Regions from separate parts of the Homo sapiens genome. Here region 2 is linked to region 1. A link is an interaction called in ENCODE POLR2A ChIA-PET data of the cell type or tissue named here. Cell type or tissue: Panc1. All regions are shown on one strand. Each heading gives the region's core, and the rest is flanking DNA. Links, peaks and the distances in the headings are about the cores only.

Region 1 (12,830 bases), core at 3,151-7,150:
CTTTCTCAGTGCACGGTAATTGACTAGATATGTTCTATCCACTCTCCTATAATAACTATAATGTAGTGCCATGTGGGTAGGGGCCATTTTTATCTTGTCTACCTTAGTATCTTCAGAACTTAGCACTCTGCTTGGTACATGGCAGACTCTCAAAAATATCAGTTGACAGACTGATTGAAAATAGAATCCGTGGTTCTGAATAATGGCTATTTACTCACCCCAGTCCAGCATGCATACCACTGTCTGTTACCGCATGGGCCCTCACCATGGCCCTCAACAGCCCATGGCCACAGCTATTGCCTGGGACTGACCATCCCTACTAGGAATGTGTCACGCCCCTAAATGAGACTGTGAGTTTTCTCTGCTTAAAGACAATCAGAAACCAAAAGCTATTATAGCTTTCTCCTTCCAGAGATCCAAGGGGCCTCAAAAAATCTTAAAATAGGGAAAGCTTTGAAAGGCAGTATAGGCAAAGCCTAAAGCATTTAGGGGTGGGAACAGTTATCCCTTTGTACATAAACATCTTTGAAGGACAGGGCAGCACTGTGAGTCTCCATTTTCATGGAGTGCTAGGCTAGCATATTTTAAAGAAGAAGATATCTTTTATGACACAGATACTTGCACCATAAATTGTAAGTAGATTAGGATATGTCTATGCCACAACACACAATCGTTTAAGATGATGTAATCGAGGGACAAAAATAATTTGGGGGCTAAAATGATCAACTCCACACAAGAATAATCTACTAATGGTATAACAAGTGATTCATGGAAAAGATGATCCTGGCAAAACAATAACTTTTGTTCAAGGCCATCAAGAGGTTTTCCCTAAAAATCTACTATGCGTTTAGCCCTGTGCTAAGATTTGTGGAAAATATGGAAGAAATCATTACCCTGGGCCAGAGCTCATTTCCTCCCCAATCTCTAAACCCACCCGAGAGACATTACTGTCACATTTCCAAAATGCAAATGAAATGCTGTCCCTCATGTCTACAGCTTTTTTATTTTTTGAGATGGAGTTTGGTTCTTGTCGCCCAGGCTGGAGTGCAATGGTGCGGTCTTGGCTCACTGCAACCTCCAGCTCCCAGATTCAAGCAATTCTCCTGCCTCAGCCTCCTGAGTAGCTGAGATTACAGGCGCCCGCCACCACGCCCGGCTAATTTTTTTGTATTTTTAGTAGAGATGGGGTTTCACCATGTTGGCCAGGCTAGTCTCGAACTCCTGACCTCAGGTGATGCACCCACCTCAGCGTCCCAAAGTGCTGGGATTACAGGCACATGCCACCACGCCCGGCTAATTTTTTTGTATTTTTAGTAGAGATAGGGTTTCACCATGTTGGCTAGGCTGGTCTCGAACTCCTGACCTCAGGTGATGCACCCGCCTCAGCCTCCCAAAGTGCTGAGATTACAAGCATGAGCCACTATGCCTGGCCATGTCTACAGCCTTTAACGACTCTCCATCATCGTGACTATAGTCTGAACAGGATACACGAGTCCCCACTCAATCCCACGCTGGCTCATCTGTCCTGTCTCAATGAGTGAAACTCCCCATCTCATACCCTGGGACTGAGCCATGCTCTACTACAGTTCCCTGGGTTTCAAAGATTCCTCCACACCCATGCCTTTGAAAATGCTGCCCTTCTATGCTTAGAAGCACTTCCCAAGAACATGCTTCCTGTTTATTGTACATAATCCATCTCAACCATCATCTCGGAGGTCTTTCCTACAAACACTCCTTCATCCTTGGTCCTGATGTGATACTCTTTCCATCCCTTGCTTCCTGTGCTCCACTTACAAACACTGCCTGAGCAACTGCTCTCTACAAGCCCCATGTGAGGTGCTAGATGTACAACATCTCATAAGTACATACAAAAGCCGTGAACTGTAGGCATTACTTGCAGATGACAAACTAGGCTCAGAAAAGTTCAGTAGCTTGGTCAAGTTCACACAGCCAGTGAGCTCCATGCTTTTGGCTCTGAGGCCCTGGTTGGCTTCTCCTAAACACACCACCTAACAATGCTACCATATGTCAAACTCAACACTAAGGCAGACTCGCCTAAGACACCCACCCAGAGCCCAGTGGTTCCTACAATCGGAAAATCACATAAAAGAAAGTTTTGACATGAGACCGGCTGTCAAATAGACACCTCTGCAGGCCAGGGGTGTGTGTGTCTAAAACCAACTGGGTGGCCACATTGTTCTGCAGTCTGTTTGCCTTCCAGTGCTTTCTTTCCTGCCTGTCATGCAGATAATTGTGTAGTGTGTCCCAAGCAACAGGACGCATCAGTTTCCCTAATTTATGGAGTCAGCCTAAACTCCTTTTGTTTATGACCACAACACACTAACTCTGTATGTTAGATGTTTCCAACAAGCATCAAAGCCTCAATTGTTACTGTCTTTTGTTTTGTTTTCCAGTTCTGCTAATGCAAGGGACAGCCTGTCCTGGTATTTATTACTAGAGTAATGTCAGGTTTGGGGTTAGCTCATAAAATACCTCTCTAGTTTGGCTTTCTTTGCAAGAGATCAAAACATTCTTTTTTCTTTAATGGCACCATCAAAAAGAATCAACATATAAACATGTTTCAATAGGCATTCTTTTTCCTCTTGTGGTTTCTCAGTATTTGGAACTCTGTATTATTATCTTTTGCTTACAAATGATAAAATATTTCACTATTTTCTTGCAAGCCTTTTCGGAGACTCTTTATCATTTTGGTTGACAATTAGTGTTTTGTGTCATTTTTTGGTAATAATATTTTGGGGAAAAAAACTACCCTAGTAATATTTGGTTTATCAGGTGACTTGATCTGGGGGGACGCTGAGGAAAATGAGGTATACTTTTATCTCGTTTCTTCCATCCCATTCTTCCACCTTTCTTCCTTTTCTCTCTTAGCAAAAGCCTTTACTACATATTCCTATAGCTTCTTAGTCTTTTTACTTCGTTGGCAAAAGAAAAATAGCATGAGATTAAAATACAATTGCTGCCTTCTTCCTTTATAGCACAGACTTCCCACTCATAAACTCCTGTCAATGCTGGTAAGAAAAATCAGACTACTATTTTATCACTGCGGGAGAACTAACACAGCATACTTTACCTTTCTGCAAATAATTCCGTCAGATTCAGCATTTCCAAAACGTTTTCTACTCATTATAAAAGCCCTACAAACGCCAAATGGACAATAAACAGGCTCCACCCCAAAGGCAGGCTCACTGTTAATGGGGGAACATGAGAAGCATCCCATTAAAAATAGGAACAACATGAGGATGTCTACCATCATCTCTGTTATTTAACACTGATCTGTTAAACTTAGCCAATTTAACTGCATAAGAGAAATAAATAAGGGATATAAAAATTATAACAGGCAGAAAAATTATTATTTATAAATGCTATGATCTGAGCAAGTCAATTGAACAACTTATTAATTAGAGAATTCTGTAGGGTAACTGAAACAAAAGAATATACAAAAATCAATAACCTTTCTAAAGGACAACCAGTAAAAAGGTATCCCATATTTAAATAACAACAAAAATATAAAATGCCTAGGGATAAACTGAAGGAGGACTATATGCAAGATCTACATAAAGAGGGCTGGGTGCAGTGGCTCAGGCCTATTATTCCAGCACTTTGGGAGGGCGAGGTGGGCAGATCACTTGAGGTCAGGAGTTCGAGACCAGCCTAACCAAACATGGTAAAACGCCGTCTCTACTAAAAATACAAAAAAATTAGCCAGGTGTGGTGGCAGACACCTGTAGTCCCAGTTACTGGGGAGGCTAAGGCACAAGAATCGCTTGAACCTGGGAGCCAGAGGTTTCAGTGAGCCAAGATTGTGCCACTGCACTTTAGCCTGGGAAACAGAGTGAAACCCCATTTCAAAAAAAAAAAAAAAAAAAACAAATCTACATAAAGAAGAATGTTAAATACTACTGAGGGACAGAGGAGGAGATAGGAACAACTGCAAAGGTCTATCTTCTTCTTGAATAGAAAGTCAATATCAAGAGAATAATTCTTTCTATATTTATCTATAAACTTATATGATGTCAAAAATACAAATTAGAAAGCTAATTCTGAAGTTCCTATGGAAAAATAAACAGGAAAGAATGGCCATAACAATGATATAAAAAGAAATAAGAAAAGAATACCATACCGATATTAAAAATATTATAAAGCCTTAGAAAGTAAAACAGTGTGCATGGGCACAGGAATACTTAGCAAGGTCAACAGAAAAGAGGTCGATCCAAATGAATACTGGACTTCAGTGAATGATATGGGTGTCACTGCACTTTAGTGGGAGGAAGGACTTCCAATAATTGGACGGCCACCTAAAAAAATATAGATCCCTAATTCACATCCTGCACTAAAATAAATCCCAAGGTGACCAAAGATTTGAACGTAAAAAATGAAAGCATAAAAATATGAGAAAGAACCTTGAAAACATTACGCTAAGTGGAAAAGTCAGTTGTGTAAGGCCACACATTATATGGTTCCATTTATATGAGATGTCTAGGACAGGCAAATCCATAGAGATAAAACATAGATTAAGTGGATACCAGGGGCCAGAAGGTAGAGGAAATGGGGGAGTGGGTGCTTAATGGGTAAAGGTTTTCTTTTTGGAGTAATGAAAATGTAAAATTAGGTTTTGATGATGATTGTATAATTCTATGAATAGATTAAAAACCCATTTATTAAAAGACTGCATTGTGGCTGGGCACAGTGGCTCACACCTGTAATCCTAGCACTTTAGAAGGCTAAGGCAGGAGGCTGCTTGAGCCCAGGAGTTCCAGGTTGCAGTAAGCTGTGACTGCACCACTGCACTCCAGCCTGGGTGACAGAGCGAGATCCTGTGTCAAAAAAAAAAAAAAAAAAGAAAAAAAAAAGGTAAGTTTTACGATATATGAATCATATCTCAATAAAACCTTTTTAATTTTTATTTTCTTTTAGAGACAGGGTCTCACTCTGTCACCCAGGCTGGAGTGTAGTAGCACGACCATAACTCACTGCAGTCTCAAACTCCTGGGCTCAAACAATCCTTCCACCTCAGCCTCCCGAGTACAAACAGGCGTGCGCCACCATGTTTGGCTATTTATTATTATTATTATGTAAAAACAGGGTCTCCCTGTGTTGTCCAGACTGGTCTCTAACTCCTGGCCTCAAGTGATGCTCTCGCCTTGGCCTCCCAAAGTGCTGGGATTACAGGCATGAACCATTGTGCCTGGCCAAAACTATTATTTTTAAAATACTAATAAAAAATACGAGACAATTTAAAAATTATAATTACTGCGTAGAAGAGACCTAAGTATGTAAAAAAATTAAAAGCCAAAAAATAAAAATCTGATAAATAAGATGACTTTAATTTTTTAAAACCCTGCATGAAGAAAACATAAAGTCAAAAGACAAACGGAAAAATTTAAACTAAAATAGCATAAGACAAAAGGACTAATCTTTTTAGCTGTTACATGCTCCTAAAAAAAAAAGTCAATTCACAGGATAAACCAAAAACGTAGTAGAAAAATGGGCAACGAGGATGAATATACATTTCCCAGAAAAGAAAATAGGAACGGCTTTTAAACATATGAAAGTATATTCAACCACCACTATAATAACAGAAACCCATATTAAAGCTACTAGAATATAGTAGTTTTCACCTCTCAGATTGGCAAAGATCGTGAAGTTTAAAAACATCGTCTGTGGAGAAAAGCACACTCAAACAGTGCTAGCAGGAACATACAATAGGACGAATGCCAAATTGGAGGGCAATTTGGCAAGGTTTACCAAAATTAAAACTGCATATTCCTTTTGATCCAACAATTCCCCTTTAGTAATTTCTCCTCCAGAGATCCTTGCTGACATACAACATGCTATTTATAGAGAGTTGTTCACTGAAGCATTGTTCATAGTAGCAAGTGACTGGAAACAACCAAAAAAAAAAAAAAAGTCCATCAATGTGGGACTGAATACTTTATGGCAAAATCATACAATCGAATACTATTTAGATACTAAAAAAGAATAAGGCTGTTCTATGTTCCGATAAGAAAGGTTTTCCAGGACACACTGTTAGGTGAAAAGAGGTAAAGGGCAGAATAGTGTATGGGGTGTAAACATTGTTTTAAAAAACCTATATTTTTGCTTATATAATCATAAAATATCCTTAAAAGGACTCACAAGAAAATGATAATGGTACTTGCTTCTAGGTGAGAATTCAAGTGACTTAGACACAGAAATAAGAGAGATGCTTATTTTTCCTTGTACATCTATCGTACCTTCTGTATATCTAGCAATTCAAAACAATATTAATGCTTCAAAAAGAAAGAAAAGAAACCAAGCATACCAAGGACACTGAAATATAAAAGGAGCAAAGTACGTGGTCTAATTTTGGATAGCTTTGTTATTTTTAGTATGTTTAATAAAAAAAAAATAAAGTTTTTTAAACCCTCAAAATTGACTGCCCAGGAAACTGATTTCAACTTTTCCCAAATAGAGGCATTTGGCTAAGCTTCCTGTACACATGTCTGCACCGCCTCCCCACCCCACCATCACAGGAGACGGGACCACCTCCAAGACCAAGTGGATAATTCAATCTTCATAATCCATTCAAATTTGCCCTCTGTTGTAGCTGGAGATATGCCAACGAGAGGGGTTTGTTTAGATTTATCCTCAGGATGCAAAGAAAAAGACCAATTTTACTTATTCTGCGTAGCTGAATTTTTAGGTCTTCCAATGGTCATCAGTTAGGGTTAGAACGAAAACAGCTGTAAAAATGTCCTGACAGGAGCTGGAGACCAGCCTGGCCAACATGGTGAAACCCCGTCTCTACTAAAAATACAAAAATTTGCTGGGCATGGTGGCAGGTGCTTGTAATCCCAGCTACTCGGGAGGCTGAGGCAGGAGAATCGTTTAAACGGGGAGGCGGAGGTTGCAGTGCACCGAGATCACACCATTGCACTCCAGTTTGGATAGCAAGAGCGAAACTCCACCTCAAAAATAAAAATAAAAAAATAAAAAATAAAATGTCCTGACAAAGACTATAGTGAGCTCATCAGACATTCCTTTAATATGCTTGTTCTAAAGGGGGCAGGGGTGGAGAGAGAAGACTAGAATTGGTCTGCAGGGCCCAGCTCCTCTCAGACACCCGTCTTGGAGGAGGTTAGAAGAGTGTTCAGGGTAATGGGCCAGCAACACTAAAATGTCCCAGACTCCAATGAAGCTTCTCATTCTACCACTCCTGCAGAGATTCTTGTAGCAAATCCCTGGGTTTTTCACCTTGCCTGTCAAGCACAACTTTTTTGATTCCCTTGAAGACACATTCAGCATCACAAAAGAGGTGGTAAAGCTTACTTTCCCCCAATTATGACCATTTTTAGCATCACAGTCAATTTTCCACTGTCCACCTGATGGACCGGAGGGCAAAGCTGGCTGAAATTCACAGGTAATCCCAACTTTATTTTAGTCAAACATATCAACCTTGCCTCTTCAAAATGAAAAAACAACCTCTTGTTCCTTTCTTCTTTGTTCATAGGAGAACAAAATGGGAGTGATGTAATTAGTGGAGACAATGGGAGTGAGTAATTAGTGTGCTTTGTATACAATGTAGAGAAACTATTGAAAAATAAAATAAAAAGAATTTTATGAAATATTCTATAAAAGTCAGGCTTCCTACCCAGATGACCTTCGGAAAAATTTCTCTGAATCCCTGATGCCTTGGGTATCCAGTATGCAGTATATCTGATACAAGAGATTGGAGGATCCATGAGTTCATTCTGGGCTGTATAGTGATGCCATAACACTCATTGCTATTTTCCAAGCTTGAGAATCATTTAATATTTCCCTAAAACTATCTGATTAACTGCAAAATGGTGCACTGAGCAATGATAATATTTTTGCAATTACAGGAGTTAATTATTTTGGTTCAGACTATACAACAACCCTCTCCCACCCACCTCTCCACAGATACATTTTGCTAAGTTTTGCTTTTCTTCATTGGTAAATAAAAATGGGACATTCACCAACAAGTTCCCATAGAGCCATACTTTTCACTCCTTTCATTTAGCAAACATTGACACAATATTTACTGTGTTTAAGGACAGGGGTTAAATTCTCAATATACTGTCTCATGAGTACATAGTTTAAAAGAAATGTGTTTCAACAAATAATTTGAAAACCAAGTAAAAGTAAGAAAGGTCCCATTAAAAATGTGGACCAAAAAAAAGATAACTTCCTGGGGTCATTTGAGATTATGTCATAAGGAGAACACAGAATTTGATGTGGTCCTGGAAAAGAATATATAGAAATGCAGAGAGGGGAGGCAGGAGGATGATCCTAGGTGAAAGAAACCAGAGATGCAACAGAAGCAGAAAACCAAGGGAGCTTGAGGTGTGAGAGGAACATGTATATAATTATGGGGAAGCCTGGGCTGCAATGAGTAAGGTTAGGAAGGTAGGCTGTAACCAAGTCACAACACTCCCTCAGGACCTGGAAGATGTAAACAAGGAAGAAAAGTGGTTATACACACTTAGGCAGAATCTACTTTTAAGAATAAGTACGAAAAGGGACAAAAGAAGGAAGACATAAAGAAGAAATGATCAGAGCAGTAGAGGGTAAGAGAAAATAAAGGCAGATAAAGAGTGTTTTCAGAAACAAATAGGCTGATGCAGTGGCTCACACCTGTAATCCCAGCACTTTGGGAGGCCGAGGCAGGCGGATTGCTTGAGCTCAGAGTTGGAGACCAGCCTGGGCAACACAGCAAAACCCTGCCTCTACAAAAAATACAAAAATTAGCCAGGTGTGGTGGCCTGCACCTGTAGTCCCAGCTATTTGGGAGGCTGAGATGGGAAGATCACTTGAGCCCGGGAGGCAGAGGTTGCAGTGAGCCAAGATCACCCCACTGTACTCCAGCCTGGGCAACAGAGCTAGATCTTGTCTCAAAAAAAAAAAAAAAGAAGAAGAAGAAAGAAGAAAGAAGGGGAATGGGGAAGGGGAAGGAGAAGAAAAGAAAAGAAAGAAAAGGAGAGGAGAGGAGAGGAGAGGAGAGGAGAGGAAAGGAAAGGAAAGGAAAGGAAAAAGAAAAGAAAAGAAACAAAAGAAAAAGAAAAGAAAAGAAATGAAATGGCTGGCAGCAGCCACCGTAGGAAATACAGCCCAGAGGTCTAGGAGTAACCACTGAATAAAAGCTTACTAGTTTGAGTCCATCTTAGGCCAGTGAAGACATTGGGCCGAGAAGTTTCCAGTGCTTGGATGACAGAGAAGAACTGGTGACTAAGACTTCAGTGGGTGGTAATAATCTGGATGAATAGAACACAGACTATGTTTTCAAAACATGTTGAGGTTAAAGAAAGAATAGAGAAATGGAAATTGCCTGAGGAGAACAAGGTCAAAATAAGGGCTCCTTTAGTTTTTAAAAGACAGGCCACACCACTAGGCACATTCATAGACTGAAGAGAAGGTTTTGGTTAAGATGAAGATAATGAAAGATCAAGCAGGAGAGGGAGATAACCTAGGTGACAAAGCCTCAGAGAAGTCAGGGTAGAGAGGGATCCAGAAAACGAGGGGTCTTGGAGCCTTGCGGAGTGGGAGGTCTTCTTGCTCCTCTGGGATGCGTGAGCACAGCATGCAACACTTGTCTGCAACTGTGAGACAGGAGCAACGGACAGAATTAAAGGGAAAAAGAGAGTAGAAGGATTCATGCCTGGATTCTTCAAGATTTTAAAAAAGCAAGATGAATAAATGGTCCTCTACCAAAGTGAGGGTGAGGGTAAGTTTTGAAGAGACTGGAAAAGTTTGGAATAGATCCCATAAGAAATGTGACTATGAGCCCACTAGAAAAGCAATGATGACTCTCCTCAGATTAACAGTAAGAATTTACATCAGGACCCATCAGTTGGGTTTGGGGGCCTCTAAGCAGCTGTGCAGGTGATGGGGATCATGCAGGATTGGTGCCTGGAAAGGAATGCATGGCACTAAGCTATTGGGCATGCACAGTTAAACTTTCAAGCCATGAGGTCTAGGCTGGTTAGGGGGCAGGAATACGGAGCCTGAAGAAAGTGGCTATAGTGACCAAGAGTGGGGGATGAGTCAGGGCTCACAATAAGGAGACAACTGAGTTCTGAGGAAGAGAGGGAAAGCAAGGGGGTCAGGAGGCTATGCCCAGAGAGAACTACAGAGTCTGAGATTTTAAGATTTAGAAAGGTCCAAGTTGGGGGGTGTGAGGGTTCAAGTTGATACACAGGTCCGGGGTGTGGCAGTATCTCTGGGAAGCTGAAATGAAGGAAAGGTGAAGTCTTAAGGTGAGGAGATGAAGCAACTGCAGGGCAGAGAGAAGGGTCAGGTTAAACTTAACACCGGTCCATGACGCCGCTGCACTCAGACACAGAGGAAGTATTTCATCATCTTTTTGTCAACGGGGAACACAAATGCCCGCTCCAGGTCCAAGGGCTTAGGACGGAGCATCTGATTTATATTCCTTACTTTTTAGGATACAATTGGGAGAAGCTCACGAATAGAAAGAGAATTCTCTAAGATTTCAACAGGTGTATGATCTGGGATCATATCATGAGGGAGTCAACAGACAGCATGGACCTTGCTGAGTAAACAGGATGTGGGTCCAAATCCCAGCTCTTCTACCTTTTCAGCTGAATGACCTCCAGGCTTAGCAGCCTCTCTAAACCTCAGCCCCCGTCTATAAAGTGAGAAACATTGTAACACATACATGATGCTTAGCAGAGCGCCTGGGCATTCATACTTAGCAAAAGTTGGTTGATATTCTTACCCTTCTACAACTATGTTCTCAAGAAAAATCATTTTTGGGAGAGTGAGATAGGTAAGAAGAGAGAGGAGGCCATCGTGAAGCGAACAAATGTGTAAAATGAAAAAAAAATCACTTACAATCTTAATTTGTAACTACCTAAAAGTAGGCTGCACAGAGAAATGAAACTATGTCTACACAAAAACTTGGAAAGGAATGTTCATAGCAGCACTGTTCATAATAGTGAAAGAGTGGAGACAACCCAAATGTCCATCAACTGATAAATGAATAAACAAAATAAGGTATAGCCATACAATGTTACATTATTCCATCATAACAAGAAATGAATGACTGATGTATGCTGAAATGTGGATGATCCTTGAAAGCATTATGCTAAGTGAAAGAAGTCAGTCACAGAAGTCCGCATATTGCATGATTCTATTTATATGGAATGTCTAGAACAAGCAAATCTATATATAGAGAAACAGCTTCGTGGTTGCCAGGAGCTGAGGGTAGAGGATTGGGGGAAAATGGGAAGTGATTGCTGATGGGTATGGGATTTCCTTTAGGGGTGATGAAAATGTTCTAAAATTTATTGTGGTGATAGCTGCACAGCTCTGTAAATACACTAAAAAGCAATTCATTGCACTTTTTTTTTTAATTTAAATAAGCTATGCAGTCCTCAATGCCTCCTGCTCCCCATCTCCTGAATAAACAAGACTTTCTTCCCTGGGTGAGGGTCTTGATAGGTAGAATACTGTACACGGAATACAGAATTCAAGCAGTTCCTTGACTTATGAATATCAGAAGATGTCCATCCTCTTTCTCAGGAGACATTTCCAGGTGGATGCCAGAGGAGGTTATTTCTCTTCTTCCCATCTGCTTCTTTAAATCTTAGCTCCTGCATTCTGTTTCCCCATATGAGCATAGTGGTTAAAAATCAATCTCTGCTTTATCTTCACAGGCGAAAGCTTTAAAGTGGACAGGTCTTTCATACCTAGTTTGAAGTTTATGAAAAAGAATAAGGGGGCTACTCTGGAGTACTGTGAGTTTTTTCTGCTTCTCCACACCATAAGGACAGGGTCCCTGTAAGCAATTGTCCTCCAAACCAATCCACCTAATAGGCCACATCATTTTGTTTAGGGAAGAAACTGCAAAAAGAGATTACTGAAAAATCATTCCCCATAATCTATTTATTTGATGTTTGATTTATCTGATAAACATGCCAAAATATTGCCTAAAAAGTAATCTCTAACATCATATTATTACTTCCAGGAAATCAACCTTCTCCATAAAAATCAACAGTGTTTTTAAAGGAACGTTGAGGTTAAAAAAATCAGAATGACAATTTATTCATTTGCAAAAATAACAATAATCATAGTAATAATAATAATTTCCACATGAACCAGAAGGTCTCTGGGTAATGCTGGCTTTTAACCACAAACACACACATGCACACCAACAGAAACTGCCTTTGCTATTTGAACATTCCAGGAATCAAATGAAAACATTGCTCAAAAAATTTCCAGGTAAACCATGTTAATATCTAGGGTTAATAAAGTCTCTTTAAATGTTAATAAAGTCTCTCCATAAAATGTTCAGCCCTGAAGACACAGAACAAATGATAAAACATCATGTTTTATAACAGGTTACTATGGTCAATGGAGTATCAGCTATAAAATATAAACTTCTACTGAGGAAAGCACATCCGGCAAGTGTAAAATAGCCCACTGGGTCCAATTTCCATGAAGAGGTGCCAGCTCCATTTGGTATGTACAATCTACAAATGAATCCAAGCACTATCAGAACTGTTAACTGCATGACTCTGGATGGTAGGGGGAGGGAAGGGTCTCAAAAAAGAGAGAAAAAGGATTTTTCAGGATACTGGAAATTGAGAGCAGATTATAAAAGATTTACGTTGAATAACAAGAATAAAGCTTTCATGTATCTCTATGTGAAAAAAATAGCCTAGAAATCTGTAAACTCCAACTTGTCATAAAACATAAATCCGTGACACTTAATGACTTATAATCTACAATTAACATTTCATGTTTTTGCATCCAGATATAAGAAATACAATGCCCTATTCTGTTTTTGC
Region 2 (12,830 bases), core at 4,121-8,120, 160 kb after region 1:
TAAAGACTCTTACAGCTGAGGTATGTTAAATAACTTGCTCAAAGTCACAAAGCTAGTAAAATTTAGGGCAGCTGACTCTGGAACCTATAACATGTGTTAATTCAAAAAATTTCATGACTACTGCCATCAACGGCAGTGGTTCCCAACATTTTCTTCAATCAAAAATGTTGCAGACTTCAGGCACTAGATGTTTAACTCTTAATATCTGTTGATCAAGAAGATGTACAATGGTCAAAAAGATACTATGAACTTAGTAACGCTGTGAATGAATTCTGGCTAATGACTTACAATATCAGCCAGCTACATATATTTGGAAGAAAGCTCCTATTTCTGTTAGTGATTCTGATGACCAAATCTACAGACCATGCTTTGTGTTGGTATGAATGTGCAGGTCCTCTTTTACAAGAAATGTGGTCTCCCATATGTTTTGGAATCTACAGATTAGAAAACCCCTAGAATATAAGCCAAAGTCCATACTCCTTAGCATTTGAAATGCCGTAAGTTTCCCAGTTTGGCTCCAACTTACTTTTCCAACTAGATTTCCTGTAACCCCATACCACGTCCCCTAAGCCCTACCTCTAGTTGTGTTAGACAAGCATTCCCAAATTACTGGATACCATGCACACTCAAGCCTAGAGGACCACAGCCATTTCTGCTGCAATTCTCTACCTGAAGAACTCAATCTCCTTTGAGACAGAGCTCAAACATCTCCAACCCTATGGAGCCATTCCTGACAACACCCCCACCCACTCAAGGCTAAATTAACGCATCCTTCGTCCATATGATCACAGTCCTATGATGATAAGTAACACACTACAGATAAAATGACATGCATCTCTGTATCTAGCTATCTGACCACTCTTCTCATCCAAACTTCCCAAGGGCAGGGATTGTGCTTCTTCATCAGTGTCTTAGCCCCAGCCCCATCCCTGAAATATGGTAGGTACTGTTTGTAAGATTAATAAATGAGTATCAATGCCAAGCTGGCTAGTGATTTTGCCTGGGGAAGTCAGTTTGGAAAATAGCTCTGACCACTAAAGAAGCTTTCTTTCAGTATGTTGTAATGGTTAATCATCTGTAAACCAGAAAACTCACAACGTCCTCCAAAAGTAGAAGACAAATACACTAGGAACTGGAAGATCTGAGCTCAGGTCCTGGCTTTCCTATGAACCAGCTGTGTGACTTTGGTCAAGTCACATTCCCTCTCTGATCTTCTGTTTGTTCACTGAATTGTGGCAGGGTTGTGGGGGTGCAAAAGGAGGGCTTCTAGTTCTTCCCTGATGCAATTCTCTGACGTGCAAAGGTATAGACTACAGTTGGCAAACATTTTCTGATGAGGATCAGATAGTAGATATTTCAGGCTTTCTTGGACTATGGTCTCTTTCACCATGACTCAAATCAAATTCTGCCAGTGTAGTGCAAAAACTGCTATAGACATTAGACAAATTATTGGATGTAGCTATGTGCTAATAAAACTTTATTTACAAGAACAGGCTGGATTTGGCCCATGGACCATAGTTTGCCTACTCCTGGTCTGGATGAATGCCTCCTTGTTGCCATTCAGTTCACAGAGCTTGATATGAAGATACAGTTCACGAGATGTCCATCCCAAAGCCTCTATCCATTCCAAAGGGACTTATAAGAAGGACAATAAAGATTACCATTCCCCAACCAAGAACTTGACAACGGGGAAGAGATTGCCTAGTTAGCGGTTTATAGTAAGAACAAAATTTAGTGGATGAGAACATGGACATACAAAGCCAACTGAAGAAAGATAATTACTACCATCACCACTACCCCTGCCCCAGCCAGCACCTGATGAAATATAGTCATGAATTTAAGAAAAGACTGTGTCCTCAAAAGGGCGCCAGGGCTGGCTTAGCCAGGAAAGTACAGAGTCACTAAAGTCTATGTAGGCAATGCCAAGGTTGTTGGGGAGAATACAGTGTCTTCACAGGCAAGGCCACCCTAGTGAGATGACTGTAGGGAGTAGCAGGCAATGACTGACATGTTCCTGGTCCCACTAGAAAAGCCACCCTTCTCCTGAGATGAACAGAGAGGCAGGCTATGTTTGCTTGGTGCCACTTAACAGTCAACTCATCCCACTCCCTTGTTCCGATTCCCTGCTCACCAAGCAAACACCTGACTCCATATGGATCTTCCTTAGAGAGCATGTGCACTGTGACTGCTGCTGATACCTGCAGCCAGAGAGCAGCAATTTCTCAAGGCACATCAATAAAGTAGCTTCCAGTTAGGATTTACATTCCCATGCAGCTTAACACAGAGAGAGAATGTGCTCATCATGTGGGCCTTGAGAGTATGTTAGTAATGGTTTCCACTGCGGATTAACATTCTGGCATAACGATCTCGTGGGTCTGAGGATATGCTGGCATCATGGTCTCAACTCAGGCTCATCTGTGGCATAGCTCTCTGAATCAGCATGGCAAGCCCTGGACACAGACCAGAAGCCATCTCTAGTCTCCAAAAGCAGGGGCAGAAGGCGGCGATCGTATGCAGATCCAGCCAGCCCTCGCTGACAGCATGGCTTACACGCCACTTCTGGCTCTACTCACTTTCAACTGATTTTCACAGAGCTGTTTAGGATGATGAAGCCAAAGAACCTGGTGCTTCAGGACAAAGTTTCTGTTTGCTTCCCTATACATGTATAGAATGGAAACTGGCACAAGATTTAATTAAGTGATGTAAAAACCAGAGGAAAGTAAATAAGAGCAACAGCCAAATATCCACAGTACCAATTAGTGACTGGCAGAGTTGCCACACAACAAGGTGCAATGAACAGTTTATGTGTTTCTTTAAAAAATCTAAATCATAGTGAAGGGTCAATGATGCCCAGAAAATGCCAGCTCTTTTGCCCTATTAAGCAGAAAACAAAGGCTCAGTGTATAGAAGTTAGAAAACTTTTAGCCACAAAAATATGACAGTGAATTATGCCTCTTAATAATATGCATGGGGCAAAATGAAAGAGCATTCCAGAAAGAAGGTCAGTGCCTGTTTTGCCTAAATCTTGCCAGGATATGCAAGGCCAAATGCCCCCAAACCAAGGAAGGAAAACAAAACTAACTGCAACGGAGCAAGAATGCAAAGCACCTCCTTTCCTGTTAACTGTGACATAATTCATTTTTCTCCTTCTGTTCCAGAACTTCTAACCTATAGGTCATGCTTATACCCACAGAAGAACCAAGGGAGTAAGGAAGCTGCTGGTTTCCAAAGAAAATGCTTACTTCCCATTTGCAAAGCGTTTCGCTGGAAATGCTGTGTTGAGTTACACCATCCAACTAGGAATTAAATATATTATGCTCTTTGGTAAATTATCAAAATGTAAACCAACAGCTACAGTGGAGACCATCTGAACTGCCAAGAGTTTTAACACTGTGATTTTAGTGAGAAAGAACATTTCCCCTGCTGTTTAGTTTTCAGCTAAGTTCAGCCTAGCTGTTTAGTTTTCAGCTAGCTTCATACAAAGCTGTGCATTGTACGCACAGATGTGTGCACACAATGTATACATGAAGACAACCACACACTTTTGTTCATAGGTTTTTACTGGGAATTTTCACATAGGATTCATTAAGTGAAGGTATGTAGCATGATAAAACTGTCATTTCCTAAGTTTTTCTACCCACCATAATTTGGGAAGTGGCTTTGTTTCTCTGACTACTAGACTTCCTGGGGACTCTGTCTTTATTTCCCGGGGACTCTGTCTTTATTTCCCATAACATTTGCAGAGTGCCATGCACACAATGAGCACTTAATAAACATTTGTTGAATGATTCATCTCCACAATATCAACGCAATTAAGAGAAATCTGGCCTTTCACGTGAATTTATGATACAAGCAAAATAAGCACAACAAATTTTAAAGCTCTTTAGTCCTCTGTCTTCTTATATAGAAAACTATTCAGTATTTCTACATCAAAAATTCTCCAGGGAAGGATAAACATACATTTTTTTATACATTCCCCCAAAGCACAGGAAGAAAGAGCAACTTTATTTCATTTGTGCAAATTGATAGATCACCTTTTGAATTCATGCTAAACAGCTAAATGTCGCAAGCAGCATGCTGTCAAAAACTGTCAAGTGAAATAATTATTGATTGGTGCATTAAAATTAAAAACGAATGTAGATTAATAAATGAAGATGGCTTTAAGAAAAAGCATGTCATCTACAACTAGAAAAACCCGACAGCGAATCTGCCAGTCAGGGCTATAGGGCTTAGAATGAAAGATTAAAGAGGAAACAAGAATAAGAAGATAAAAATTAACCACACAATGGCCTTTGTGACAACCCATGACAGCTGAGATAGGCTCTCCGGATGGTCACATCCCACCTGTCCTTCCTTTTCCAGCCCCTGACATAAATGTCATGGATTTCCCGGGTGGGTCCTAAATCCAATGACCACTGTTCTTCTAAGAGACAGGAGAGGACCTGGTACAGACACAGAGGAGAAGGCCATGTGAAAACAGAGGCAGAGACTGGAGTGACGCTGCCACAAGCCAAGGAACGCCTGGAACCACCAGAGGATGACAGCGGCAAGGAAAGGTTCTCCCAACAGAGCTTCGGGAGGGAGTGTGGCCCGGCTGACACCTGATTTCAGACGTCTGCCCTCCAGAACTTTGAGAGAACAAATTCCTGTTGTTTTAACCCACCAAGTTTCTGGTAATTTATTAGAGCAGCCCTGGAAAACTAACAGAGTTTCCCATCACATTTAGCGTAAAATCCAAGCTCCTGCAGCCTCTAGATCAATTCAAAGGCTCCTTCTGGCCTCAGAGCCTTCACCTGGCCATTCTCTTCCTTTACAGTGCTCATCCTCAGATTCTCATCTCACCCTTCACCACTCCCATCTTCCAGGGCTGGCTCCTATACCTTACTGCAGTCTCTGTACAAAAGCCCATCCCCTAAGACTTTCCCTGACTCCACCAAACAAAAGAATCCCCTTCGCCCCTGCCATCACTCTTTCTCCTAACATATCCTACTCTATTTTGGGGGGTCTGCAAATAGAGTCTACTTATGCAATTTACTTGTGGTTGTCTCCACTATGAGAACATAAGCTCTCTGAGGGCAGGGACTTAGACAACCTTGTTTGTTCTCTGTTACGTCCTCAGTGCATACAACCATGTCTGGTGCAGAAAAGACATTCAATAAATACTTGGTTGTATAAGAATGAATAAATTATTTTTCTGTGCTTTCACTCAATTATAAAAGCCTGACTTGATTAGCACCATCAAGACATATGAGCTTAAGACATTCTCTGCATTGCAAGTCAAGAATGCTTACTATTATTTTTGAAAATATCTGAGGGTTTACAACCTCTCTCCAATGCTCTTCTATTAAAACTCAGTTGATCCAAACATGGCTTTTTTGCTTTTATTATTTGGGTCGAGCTAAAGCATGGTATAAAGGAGAGGCCTAAATCCTTTTCCTACCAGCTATGTGAGCCTGAGTAAGTAATTACCCTCTTTGAGCCTGTAGAAAAGAATGATAAAACATGCTGTGTCTATATCCACAGGGCTGCTATGAGAACCCATTGAGGTAACCCATCCAGCAAAATATTTCTTTAGATGCTGTTCAGGCCAGATACTGTGCTAGCAGTGACACAGTTAGAACCCAGGCAAGAAATGTCTGTCCTTATCAAGCATACCTCTAGGCACATTTTGCAAACTGTCAAGACTTGTGCAGATGTAATGGAATCTGAGATTTGTGCTTGACACACCCAGAGGATAACCAGCTCCCCCGTTCCAAATTATTCCTGCTCTGCATACCTATTAATACAAATGCAAACCAGAAGATGGTTCCCTTAAGACAGCTATTAGTTTTTACTCAATTACTCACACATTTCCCCAAATGTTCCTCATTTGTCTCATGCCGAGCAATTTCTAATACAGATAAAAATCAGGAGCTACTACGAACAAGGTTACGGCATGTAGCCATCCCAAAATGTGGATGCCACAAACCCTGAAACATTATTCCTTTTCATTATTTCAAAAGAAACAAACCACATTTGAAATATGTACCAAGTGGCTGGGGGTGGTTGTTCATGCCTATAATCCCAGCACTTTGGGAGGCTGAGGTGGGAGGACTGCTTGAGGCCAGGGAGTTCGAGACCAGCCTGGGCAACATAGTGAGACCTCGTCTCTACAAAAAATTTGAAAATGAGCCAGCTATGGTGGCACGTCCTTGTAGTTCTAGATATTCGGGAGGCTGGAACAAGAGGACTGCTTGAGCCCGGGTATTTGAGGCTGCAGTGAGCTATGATCATGCCACTGCACTCCAGCCAGGGTGATAGAGGGAGACCCTGCCTCTTAAAAAATAAATAAATAAATACGTACCAGGTATGTCTGCAATGCAGATTTAATGTAATAATTTACAAAATGGCCATGTCATGGTTATTTTTAATTGAATAAAATAGGTAGCTTATGGCTTGTTTTCTGTAACTCAGCCTTAACATTTTGTTAAGCCTTTCATTTGTTTTCCTCAGAAGATGTGCCTATCTTTCAATTCTAAATAAATGGTTCCTATGAACCTTTTGAGAAACAGAATTCTTGGAGGATCTGATTGAAAGCTACAATCCTCTCCCAGAAAAACCCACATACACAGAATGTCATGCTGTAATACAGTTCCTGGGGGAGCCTTGGGACGTTCTGGAAAAGTTCAGTGATCAGAAATGAAGAATTCCCAACCACCTTATTGCAGTGGCCGCAAAGGGGCACACTCAGTGGCCTCACCTGACCACTGCAAAGATTCGTTCTTCTAGCCAGCCTACACAATTAGGCACCAACTCAAAGCAATATCATGTTGCAAACTATGCAGCATTAACTGATGTTGAGGAAATGAAAGGAGATAACGAGTCCAAGCACGCACATTACACACTTCTCCCAAATGGCACTGCAGCAGGGGGCGGCTGTAAGCCAGGCAACAGGAGATGCATTCATTAGCCATGACCTCCCAATGCCAAGAAAGGGCCCAAAGTTCAGCAAATGGGGATGATTAGAAATTTTACAAGAAAATGAAATCTTGAGCTTTTAATTTTACTGAAATGTGATTTTCTGCTTTCAACTCAAAATGCATTTACATGTTCCACGTCCTGTGAAGTTATAAAGAAAAGATACATTTAAATGAACAAAAGCCAAAGGAAGTGCTCACTAATAATAGTCTAATTACAAAAAAGTATCTCCCCCCACCTGCCCCACTGTTTGTTCAATAAAACTGATTCCATACACTGAACCATCTCACTATCGCTTTTCTGGGCTACATGTATATGAGCGCAAAACTCACAGTAAATAACGATAATAAAAAATCCAAAATAACAGGAAACATCTACAATTATCCAGAGAAAATATGTCAAATTATAAAGTCTCTGAGTCATGATAGTAATCAAACCTGAGTCTCTATTGGCTTTACAAAACACTATTAATATTTCCTGTAATAAAAACTGAGGTGTAGTTACTCAGGTTCTTTAGTGAGTCAACACATGTAATTTGCTAAAGCTGAAACACACTGTTGCTTTCCCCATGGCTGAGAATGCAGTGTCAGTAACATGCGAGTTTTCTGCTCTGCTTCAAAAGATCTGTTATGTTTAAGAATTTAAAACACACACACACTCTCTCTCACACACACGCAAATACAGAAGTATTTTCTACCAAAGAAGGTACAAGGTGTTTTTACCCAACAACTCTGAATGTGTGTGATCATGCGTAAAGTTCTCTTTAAGTACTATTGGTATGCTACATTTAAAATATTTCAGACTGTGTTTCCATAAACATTTATACAGACTTCTCAGAAATAAAGGAGAATTCTACTAAGGATTAAAAGTCACTGCCGTGATTTATAAGCTATTTCAACTAAACATTGTAAACTTTGGACTATTTACTTTTCAGTGGGAGAGATCATTCCTTCCAGAGATAGAGTAACATACTATATTATCATTTTTCCTACTTTTAAGTTTCCAGGTGTAACATCTCTGGGGACATTTTCATTTTATTAAAAAATAATAATTTTTGTATGATCCTTTAAACAACAATCTATCCTTCTGCAGTTGAAATGAGTTCAACTACCCACAGTCAGCTTACACATAACTTATTACTATAAATCAACTATAAAAACTAAGCTACAATCATTACTTAATCCTAAAAGGAGGAGGAAGAGACAAAACTCAAGTACAATCTTTTATAGATAAAATCATGTTCTATATCACCCCTTTGGATAAACCTTTTATTTATGAATCTAGCGCATTTCCCCTCGTAGGCTAAATTTCCTTAAGCTTTTCTGGACAAATTCCCTGCATTCAACAGAATAAGTTCCAATGTTTAGTCAGAAAAGAGACTCTGGAGCATTAAGATAATTACACAATTTCAACTTCTAAGTATATATATTTTTAAAATTAATAACATAGTGCACTTCCTTACTTAGAAGGAAATTTAAATTACAAAGAATCTGACATTTTGAAATTTCTGAACCCAAAAGCCATTAAAAAAATAGCCCATGAGCCAAGCAGCTTCACTAAATGTTTATCACAGTGTAACATTTCCACAGTATGAAAAGTTTCTGGCTATCATGCAATTTTAAATTCATGTCCATTTTCACTCGACTGTGTTTTTTTAACATAAGACTAAAGCATGTTGATTCTTACACAAATCATAAAAGAGACTATGAGGAAAGTTCAAAGTAACCTCAAGCATGATGACTTCACGTTCAAAAGATCTTTCTCATGTTAATAACATTTAAATCTCTGCCTGTGTGTGACTCACATGCCTCAGACTGGAAGTTCAGCCCAATCAGCTCTCCCAACTGATTGGTGAGGGAAGTACATACTTCATTGTCTTAAACCCCGAGTGACTGGCATTCCCTTTAACTGGGCAGTGTGTCTAAATATGGAAAAACTTCATGAGAAACTGAAACAGGCAAAGAGGAAAAATATTACTGGCACCAGTCCTTCAGTATGAATCGAGAGAAAATTCATGAAGTCTCCAAAAGAATTTTTTAGGTGTCTTTTTGATGAGCAGGAATTCCAGTGCCTAGGGCTTTCAGTTCTTTGTGCATCAAAGTTTTCTTCTAAGCATGTATGGTCATGGAAGAGCTGGAGTATCTTTCATGACAATGGCCTCTAATCAAACCCAGTGTTCACCCCTGAGAGACGACCTGTGCACTTCACTCCATCCATCACAGGCAACTAAATATACAACCAGGGCAAGCAACCCATGAACAGGGTGAAAAACAGCCACTGGAGCTGGCTATTTACAACCTTGCTCTGCTCTAAAACTTTCTACGGGACAACCATTCAGACCCGAGTTCTATGTACAATAGGTTTCAGCCTTAGCAAATTAGATAGATGCACTGACTTACTTGCTAAAGAACCTGAGGAATGACGCCTTAATTTTTATTATAGGATATATTAATAGTGTTTGGTAAAGCTGATATAGAGTCAGGTTTGATTGCTGATATAGAATCAGGTTTGATTACTGTCATGACTCAGAGGCTTTATAATTTGACATATTTTATCTGGATAACTTTAGATTTTTCCTGTTATTTTGGTACTGGGTTGCAGCACACAGGTGGCACCTAGTCTTAGGGCTGTGAGGATCCCGCCATGGCCTGAGCTCAGTCACTATTACCAGCTTCACCAGAGAAAGACAGGAAGTGGAGAAGTCCAGGCTAACATGAGTTTCCCAGAGAAACACAACTTATTTTAATGTCAAACCTGTTAAACTAAATTATGATCCATTTGAGAGAAGGCAGGTCAGATGACTAAAACTAACCGTTTATTAAGTTTTGAAGAATGGAAGTGGCTATATGGTTTTATAACATGATCCCTTGGAAAATTAAAATGAAAGTATGTTAACTTCCTATGGCTTTAAATGGTGTGTCTTGCTTGTAATGTTGGACACTGGACTCCTCTAGAGCCTTCTTAAGTACGAGAGCTGAGTTTTCTGTGTTTATTTAGGTTTCGAGAACTGCTATTTATTACTCCGATACTGCGTGTTTTCATTCCAGAGGAGTGTGATTGTTAATTTGTTATTGCGAGTTCCTTAAGGAGTCAAAACATCCAGAGAAAAGCATGAACTACACACAGCAATAAAGGCTAGAAAATGTCTCAACAACATGGAAATGACTCACTGCTAAAGACATGGGGGATTAAGAAACACTCTCCCATTCAATTCAGGGTAAATTTGTTCAGATGAAACAAACAAGAAAAAGAGCTAAATCCAGTTTTTGAATCAGAAACCGAATTTAGAAAAACATCTTGGTTGAAATGCCCTGTGAAAATAGTTTTAAAGTATTTCTCTTCCTTCCTCTCATCAGTAAGGTCAATAATCACTTGCACTCATTGTGCATATTTGGCCCAGTAGCTACTCCCACATTCTCACATTCAACAATATTTATGCCCAGATAAGGGAGAGAATCATCCTTTCACAAGCTGACTATGTTTATTCCAACATTTTCCTGCACCATTTTAAAGGAAGAGAAAAAAAGCATCAAAAGAAAGCTTAAGCGCTCCTAAGGGAAAAGACTCAATACATACAGACCTTTTTAATCAATTCAGATCCAAGTACACAAGGAACAAGTGCATATGGGCAGGAACGACTGGTAAATATTTGCTAAATAAAGGCAGCTGATATTTCTCTGCCCGCTTTGCCCCTAGCCCTCTGACTCCTCCTCCCCACAATACCCACATAATTTTCCTTTTGGCCATAATATAGAACTCAATCACCATATTAAGATGAAGCCCTAGAAAGTAGCTTCTTATACCCTGTGAACTGTAAGAGGGAGGGGTTCCAGCCGGGCACAGTGGCTCATGCCTGTAATCCCAGCACTTTGGGAGGCCAAGGCAGGCGGATCACCTGAGGTCAGGAGTTCAAGACCAGCCTGGCCAACATGGCAAAACCCCATCTCTACTAAAATACAAAAATTAGCTGGGCGTGGTGGCGTGTGCCTGTAATCCCAGCTACACAGGTGGCTGAGGCAAGAGAATCGCTGGAACCCGGGGGAGCAGAGGCTGCAGTGAGTCAAGATTGCATCACTGCACTCCAGTCTGGGTGGCAGAGCAAGACTCTGTCTCAAAAAAAAAAAAAAAAAGGGAAGGGTTCCCAGTTCTGCCCACTAACATTAAGAGATTTTCATATGTATAATATCTTAGTGTCACTGCTAAACTAAAACACTAAGGTAGAACTTCTCTTCGTAGATGATACCAATTATCATTTTAAAATGCAAATTACTAAGACCTCTTGCACCCAATTATGTATGACATAGAATAATTTCTTGGCCGGGCCCGGTAGCTCACACCTATAGTCCCAGCACTTTGGGAGGCCGAGGCGGGTGGATCACTTGAGGTCAGGAGTTCAAGACTAGCCTGGCCAACACGGTGAAACTCCATCTCTACTAAAAAGACAAAAAACAGCTGGGTGCCTGTAATCCCAGCTACTCTACTCAGGAGGCTGAGGCAGAAGAATCGCTTGAAGCCGGGAGGTGGAGGTTGCAGTGAGCCAAGATCATGCCATTGCACTCCAGCCTGGGCGACAAGAGCGAAACTTCATCTCAAAAAAAAACAAAGAATAATTTCTTAACAGGGTCCTACTTCAGATGGATTGCTCAAGAGTTCAGGCCATATGGAGTACAATTAGACACTGAACATACTACTTTCTGGATCTGGGCCAGTATGACAAATATTACAAAAGCTATTTTTTCCAGAAAGTCATCACAGTTTGAAACAGACAGTGACTTATTACCCTAAAGCCTTTTCAATTATGAAGTGCCTGCTCTGGTGTTACTACATATACAAAGGTGGTTACAAACATAAATAAGTAACCAAGTCTGTTTTCTCTTTCTCTCCTCTAGTAAATTATGTTAATTAAGCAAATTAAGATGATTAAAGTTCAAAATCTTTCATAATTGTTTACAATTTTCAAGTATCAGTAAAACCACAAAGCAAATAGATGTATTAAATATAATAAAAAAGCAATTAATTTTGGATCCATATATACTAGTAGGTAAGAGAAAAAATGGAAATAAATAATTCCAAAGTGAGGTTTGATGCTGAAAATTTGAACCACCGTCTCTGTCAATTATTGTAACACACAAAAAAGTTACTACATACTCAGTAACTGGGCTCAGAGAAGACATCTAATATGAATAAGAAAACAAGTCCAAATTACAATGTTTCAAGAAGAAATATAGTTTTAACTCTCTTAAGTACTTATAAAAAAATTTCAAAATGATCATCAAATTACTTAATGAATAGACTAAGAGAGCTTATATAATAATGTAATACAAATTATGTATATATAATCATATAATGCATGCAAACAGGAACTTCCAAAGTGCTTAAAAACAAATTTCCTTTATTACTGACTCTTAGCTGTTATTAGTCTGTGACATTATTTATATTATTTGTTAGCATAAAAAATCTTTTCTTCTTAGACATATTACTAATATAAATATTAATTCAATGTGTCCACAAATTCGGACTATAAAATGATCAAAATTAACAAAATTTCTGTCTACTGAAAGTGAAAATTCGTCAGAGACCGTTTCCTCCATTTACCAAGCCGAGATGCCAGTGGGCACAAAAATAATTTAAGCCACAACTGACCAACTTGAGACTGCACATTTGTTCATTCATTCGGGCCATACTTATTCACCATCTACTACTCTAAAATGGGGAAGCTGCAAGGGCAGCTGTAGAGGTCACTTGGTCTAGACCCTCATTTTGCATGAGGAGGCTGTGAGGATTACAGAGATTAAACGCCTGGAGCATGCTGAGTTTATCACAGAGAAAGGGCTGGAGAAGAGAGCAGGTCCCTTCCCTCCCTGCTCCTTGCT

What was found. ChIA-PET counts read pairs that join two places held together with the same protein. Peaks named below come from ENCODE experiments on the same cell type or tissue, not always from the same donor. Only the 100,000 strongest peaks of a DNase experiment are listed, where the experiment ranks them.
Region 2: POLR2A ChIA-PET joins it to region 1 with 9 read pairs; 3 of 35 experiments call an interaction of 5 or more read pairs at or near these places.

What each region holds. Positions count from the first base shown.
Region 1 is chr6:16,553,459-16,566,288 of GRCh38, forward strand. The region is part of intron 4 of ATXN1 (ataxin 1); the gene reads right to left. Among named protein-coding and RNA genes, the nearest start is that of ATXN1-AS1, 200 kb to the right of the region's middle. In Panc1, for the core only: no CTCF peak of the experiment used is centred there; no DNase peak of the experiment used is centred there.
Region 2 is chr6:16,715,311-16,728,140 of GRCh38, forward strand. All of the region lies in intron 2 of ATXN1 (ataxin 1), which reads right to left. Among named protein-coding and RNA genes, the nearest start is that of ATXN1-AS1, 39 kb to the right of the region's middle. RefSeq lists an enhancer at 8,433-9,045. In Panc1, for the core only: no CTCF peak of the experiment used is centred there; no DNase peak of the experiment used is centred there; H3K27ac peaks cover 4,000 bases.